Regions from separate parts of the Mus musculus genome. Here region 1 is linked to region 2. A link is a loop called in an ENCODE intact Hi-C map of the cell type or tissue named here. Cell type or tissue: heart. All regions are shown on one strand. Each heading gives the region's core, and the rest is flanking DNA. Links, peaks and the distances in the headings are about the cores only.

Region 1 (2,905 bases), core at 136-2,635, 48 kb after region 2:
TCTGAGCCACAGCCTGCTACACTGTTTCCCCTCTGGGATCTTCTGAGTTACTTTTTTAGGCTGTGGTTTAGTGAAAGGAACCAACACATTAACAATCTCCCCAGAAGCCACTGAATAATTCTTGGCATATTTTCTCAGTGCCATTGGCCGCCTGGTTTGGGAGCAGTTGTGGAACAGAGGACAGATCGGTACCATACAGAGGCATGGGTTCGCTGTAGCTGCTCACAGTTTGCCTGTTCCTGGCGTGTGTCCTAGGTGTGTGCTATACCTGCTGGGCCAGCTACACACATACGTACCCTGCCCCTGGAGCAACGGCATTAATATAGCACGGGTGTCTCTGGAAGTGTGAGGTAGAGTGTTCTAGGAAGTGTTCCTGATAAGATTTCCTTGTTCTCTAGGGCCCCCGTTGGGCTTTTGGCCCCTCCAGCAACTTTATGCCCCAACCCCACTTTTCCTCCCATTCTCTGTCTGCTAGTCTCTGAAGCCTTTAACCAAATGGGAATGGGTACAGAAAGCCTTCTCCTGGCAACTTAGGGCAACAGGACAAGGGCTATTGTGTGTCCAGCTCTGTTGGTCTCCTGGTGCTGAGAGGTGTGTCCAAGCAGAGTTGATCAGCCCCTGCCTGCCCTGCAGGGCTGAAGCCAGGGGGAAGGTTAGTAGAGAGTACCCTAAATGGGGTGAGGGTCCTTCAACATCCAAGTGAGGAGGGGCTGTGGTGTGGCTGCAAGGTGAGACCCTGTCTCCTGCACCTGGGTAGGGCCATAGGGGATCTGGCTGCAAGGTGAGGCCTGGACTTGGAGAGCAATCAGTCTCCTGGCCTCAGCAGGCAGCAGCCTTGGTGCCCACCCGTGCCCTGCGCAGTATTTATTGCTAAATTATTGTCCAGGAGGGGCGGCACTGGGCCTGGCCCCCCGGGTATTTATTGCTGTACATAGTGTATGTTTGTGATATATAAGGTTTTCTTTATTTTGTATATGATCAATAAACGCCTTTTAAAGAGATCTGGTGGTATTTCTTTGAAATCCCGAAGGAGCAAGGGTGGGAAGGGCGAGCCGGAAGAGGTGGAAAGGGCCGGGCCCGCGCATGCGTCTCTGTAGCTGCCGGATGAGGCGGAAGCGGAAGCCGGAAGCGCAGTCAAAGGAGCGATGGCAGCCGGTGGCGGTCTGAGCCGCTCGGAGCGCAAAGCTGCTGAGCGGGTCCGGAGGCTGCGGGAGGAGCAGCAGCGGGAGCGCCTCCGCCAGGTGAGCCACTGCCGTGCCCGCGCTCGCGCCGGCGCGCGCGGTCGCTCACCCGCTGCTCGTCCGTAGGTGTCACGCATCCTGAGGAAGGCGGCTGCAGAGCGCAGCGCGGAGGAGGGCCGGCTCTTGGCCGAGAGCGAGGATCTGGTGACCGAGCTGCAGGGTCGAAGTCGGCGGCGTGAGGGCCTCAAGCGCCGCCAGGAGGAGGCGAGTCGCGGGCAGCGGGTGCTGGGCGGCGGGCTGCGGGAGGCGAGCGGCGGCAATAACCAGCCTGGCTCCTATCAGGTGTGTGATGACCCGGAGGAGCTGCGGAGGAAGGTCCGCGAACTGGCCGGAGCTGTCCGAAGTGCCAGGCACTTGGTTGTCTACACGGGCGCTGGAATCAGCACAGTGAGTGAGGGCCTGCGCGTTGCTTCGGGTGTGAGGCGCCCCCTTCTGGGATGCAAACTCGGGCTGTACAGTGCTGGAGTTCAAAATCTCGCTCACCTTTGAAGTAACTTCAAGGTGTCCTTTCTCAGAGACCCGAAGCAATTCTAGATTTAAGACTTAACTAAGGCAACGTGACAGTGGTGGCACATTCCTTTAGTCCCAGCACTTGGGAGACAGGAGGATCTCTGTAATTTCAAGATCAGCCTGGTCTGCATAGGGACTGCATAGGGAGTTCTAGGTCAGCCAGGGCTAAAGAATAAGTCAATAAATAATAATTAAGCTAAGTCAAAGAGTTACAGAATGCGTAGTTTCTGACTGCCAATCAAACATGGAACAGTAGTAGGGCATAGTAGCCAACTGCCTGCTAATGCCTTCTCCCTTAAAGTGCAGACAAATTGATCGATTTACGTGATGTGGACAAACTGGAGCCCTAGTCTTTCTCCTGAGCCTGTACTCCTTGAAGAAAGATAAATGGAAAACTAGTGTCGAGTCCCAAATCTCCAATCTCAGGACTCAGGAGGTGGGGCCTGGTAGAGGAGGAAGATCAAGATCAAACTCTTGAGAGCAGCCTGGCTCGAAGCTCCATGCAAGACCCTGGCTCGGGGAAAAAAAAAAAAAAAACCAGACAGAGTCCTGGTACAATAGGTACATTTGAGAAATGCTGTCCTCTTGACTCTGAGAGCTCTCCTGGGAAGGCTGAGGGATGACTAGCTTTGAAGTTGAATATTTGACCTCAGGCGAACTCGGCTTCTATTCTGAGAAGCCCTGAGGTGGTCTGGAGAGATGGCTCAGTGGGTAGCGTGCCTGCTATGCAAGCGTGAAGACCCGAGTTTGGACTCTCAGAATCCATGTGAAGAAGCTGAGCAGTACCACACTCTGTAACCCCCAGAACTGGGAAGATAAGCTCAGAAGCCCCCCTGAAGCCCTCTGGCTAGCAGCCTAGCCAGATCCACGAGCTGCAGGTGCATTGAGAGACTAACAACTACAACAACAAAGGTGGGGGAGGCAGTGAGAAGCTCACTGAATACTTAGGCACTTGCTACCAAGCCTGGTGCATGAGTCCGGTCCTCAGAGCTCACACAACAGAAGAGAACTGACCGCCACAAGGTGTCTTCTGACTTCTACTTGTGCATCATGACCCTTGCACGACGTCCCCTTCAACAAATGTGTTAAGAAAAAAAAAATAGTTAAGGTGGACCGTGAGCTTCACACACTGACACGTGTAACGCACACCTCTA
Region 2 (2,905 bases), core at 102-2,601:
GGGGGTGGGGTCTTTGATCCCAGCATTGTGGAGGCAGAGGCAGAAGGCTCTCTGTGAGTTTGAGACCAGCCTGGTCTACAAAGTGAAGTCCAGGACAGTCAGGGCTACACAGAGAATCTGGGGGCGGTTGGGGGGGGGGGGTGGCACAACCATACTCTGGGCACTTTGGACTTTGCCTTCAGAACTGGGCAAGGATAAACTTCTGTTGTATTAAAGTACCTATGGGGGCGCTTCTAAGGCAGAGATAGTATGTGTTGAGAAAAGGACCAGGTAGACTGAGAAGCCCACAGCTGAGTCCAAGCAAACTCACTTCAGGTCGTATTCACTGGGGTTGAAGTCTTGCCGCCGGCATGTGTCTTCTAGTACCTGTGGGACAAATGATCGGTAAAACCTACCTCAACTGATAGTAGGCGCACTGGCCAGCCCACCAAACATCTCACTCACCAGCTCCAAGCAAACTACATGCAAATCCTGTCTACTCTCTCCCCTCCTACTGGGGACCCATTATTGACTTAATCCTCCAACTATGGCCTAGCCTGTCCACCCCTGGTCCCATGTTCTAGGCTCTGCGAGGCCTCTAGCCACAAATAATAATCTGCCTTACTGAACTTTGTGTCCACGGCCACTCTGTGGCCCGGCAGTCTTTGTGCAACTGCTGCATGACCAGAACCCTCCTCTACATGAGCGCAGCTCCAAATGGAGGTCACTCTGTATGGCCCTGCCACAGATATGAATCGTGTACGCCTTTGTAACCTAACAACAGAGGTTTAATAAGCAGGTGTAATTCATACGAGGTCACAAACAGCAACAATCAAAAGCCGTGAGTGACTTAGCAAAATTCACTTCCGGGAACACAGGCCCTAGGGTCCGGAGGGACGCCCCTGAGCTGAGCAGGAAGGAACGCCACTCTTCCCGGTGACCGAGAAGGCTGGATTCGGACAAGCGCCGAAGATTCTGGGGCTCGCAAGGCTCGACCCTGTTAGTGGGGTCCACCCCACCGTGCTCAGCAAACGCGCCTCCAAGTATCCCGCCCCGCCCCCGGGACCCAGATCTAGAGGATGGGGCGGACAGCCGCGCGAAAGGCGCTCATTGGCTGCCTCAGGCCCCGCCCACCGGGACCCGGTCCCGCCCTACCGCCCTAGGAGCAACCGCAGGGGCGGGCCCTGATGCGGCGACCCCGGGCGGCCCGCGGGTCCACCCATCCGCCCGTTCCCCACCCGGGCCGGCGGCCGCACCTGCAGCAGCACGGTGCTCGGCGTCACCTTCACCGTGTGGCGCCGCCCGTTTGGGGCCAGCACCGACACCGCGGAGCCCCCGCCGCCCGCCGGGGCCGCCATCTTCCGCTCACGTGACCGCAGCCGGCTCGCCTCAAACAACTTTATCCGCAACAGCCCGGACGCACAGCCACGCGGTCTCGGGGGCGGGGCCAACTCGCTTCCGGGCCCGCCCCCGGCGCTCTGGCTCTGCTTTGCTATTAGGCAGCCTGATGGCGTCCCGACGGCGCGGACCAAAGGCACCTCCCTGGAAGGAGCACAGTTCTGTCAGGGACATTGTTTCTTCATCCGGAGGCACGTGTTCCTGGGAACCTCCAAGCTCTGGGGGCTGCCTGCAAGAAAGCTATGCTGCCTGGGGCCAGCCTGGGGCCCACAGCTACCTGTCTGTCACCAAGTACTGGGTATGCGCACACCAGAGTTAGCCTTTGTACCTACTCCGTTAAGTACTGATCCTGCCTCCCTTCTCAAGTGTTCCTGTGATCATCATCGTCACATGGCGACAACCTTTTAGAAAAATATTTTATTGAGACTGATGTGGTAATGCAAGCCTTTAATCCCAGTATGTTGGAGGCAAAAACAGATCCCTGAGTTCAAGACCAGCCTGGTCTACAGAGCAACAGTCTTCCAGGACAACCACGGCTACCCAGAGAAACCCTGTCTTGAAAAAATAACAACAACAATAATAATAAAGTTATATTTTATGTGTTTTTTTTTTATTGTGTGTCTGTGGAAGAGCAGGTACAGGCATGCTATGGTACCTGTGTGCATTGTCAGCGAACTTGCCTGTTCCCTCCTTCCACCTTGTGGGACTGAGGGATTCATTTGAGGTTACCAGGCTTGGTGGCACTTTTACTTGCTGAGCCATCTTGTTGACTTCAGGCCCTCTCTTAGCTTGTCACCATGACTTCAAGGAGAATGCTTTGCCTATGGTCCTTGGGATTGTTGTAAAAATCTCCAAATCTGACTGGAGAAGCTGGTATACAGCATCTGTGTCACACGTGTGTATTGACAAACATGGGGAAAAGAATGGGAAGAGTTTGCGTGTTCTATGCAACCTTAGACCCTCACTGTGCTGCCCACCTTCCCGGGTCCCCTTTGGTTTTCTTCCTTTCTTTTTTACACACTAGCATTTAAAACAAAACCTCACAAACCCTCAAGTCTGTTTTCTTTCAACTGTCCCACTGTTAGAATCCTCTGGCAGAACATTTAGAGAGGTGCAGTGAGAAAAATGGACAGCCATCAAGAGATACAGATTGTTCTGAAAGTGAGCATGTGAAATTTGACCATGGTCAGGCTCAAGTTAAAGTCGGAATCCTCCATAATCAAGGTCCCTCTTTCCTTGGGTAGTAAATTAGTCAGCTATAGGCTAATTCTTTAAGACTACAATGCCATGTTTTTTTTTTTTTCTTCCCACATTTATTATGCAACAGTTTTAACACCAATTGATGAATGAGTTTTTTTTATTTATTTCCTTGACAGTTGTCCGGGCTAGTTTTATGTCAACTTGACACAAGCTAGAGTCATCGGAAAGAAGGAAACCTCAAATGAGAAAATAACTCCACAAGATCTGGCTGTGGGGCATTTTTCTTAATTAGTGATTGATGTGGGAGGGCTCAGCCCATTGTGGGTGG

Evidence for each region. A loop is a pair of places that touch in the nucleus more often than their neighbours do. Peaks named below come from ENCODE experiments on the same cell type or tissue, not always from the same donor. Only the 100,000 strongest peaks of a DNase experiment are listed, where the experiment ranks them.
Region 1: it touches region 2 in a loop (2.8-fold over the local background); 9 of 42 quality-filtered maps call a loop at or near these places.

What each region holds. Positions count from the first base shown.
Region 1 is chr11:120,623,213-120,626,117 of GRCm38, reverse strand. Sirt7 (sirtuin 7) reads left to right here and starts at 1,104. Exons shown (of 10, transcript NM_153056.3): 1 at 1,104-1,241; 2 at 1,308-1,445; 3 at 1,524-1,628. The coding sequence starts at 1,146. Mir6936 (microRNA 6936) reads left to right here and starts at 1,242; the gene lies at 1,242-1,295. It also overlaps a transcript of Mafg not described here. In heart, for the core only: a CTCF peak has its summit at 1,660 (motif pointing left); DNase peaks (open chromatin) are centred at 687 and 1,107; H3K4me3 peaks cover 1,865 bases; H3K27ac peaks cover 1,533 bases.
Region 2 is chr11:120,671,501-120,674,405 of GRCm38, reverse strand. It overlaps Aspscr1 (alveolar soft part sarcoma chromosome region, candidate 1 (human)), which reads right to left and starts at 1,433. Exons shown (of 16, transcript NM_026877.2): 1 at 1,236-1,433; 2 at 311-366. The coding sequence starts at 1,337. In heart, for the core only: no CTCF peak of the experiment used is centred there; DNase peaks (open chromatin) are centred at 1,085 and 1,395; H3K4me3 peaks cover 1,887 bases; H3K27ac peaks cover 1,887 bases.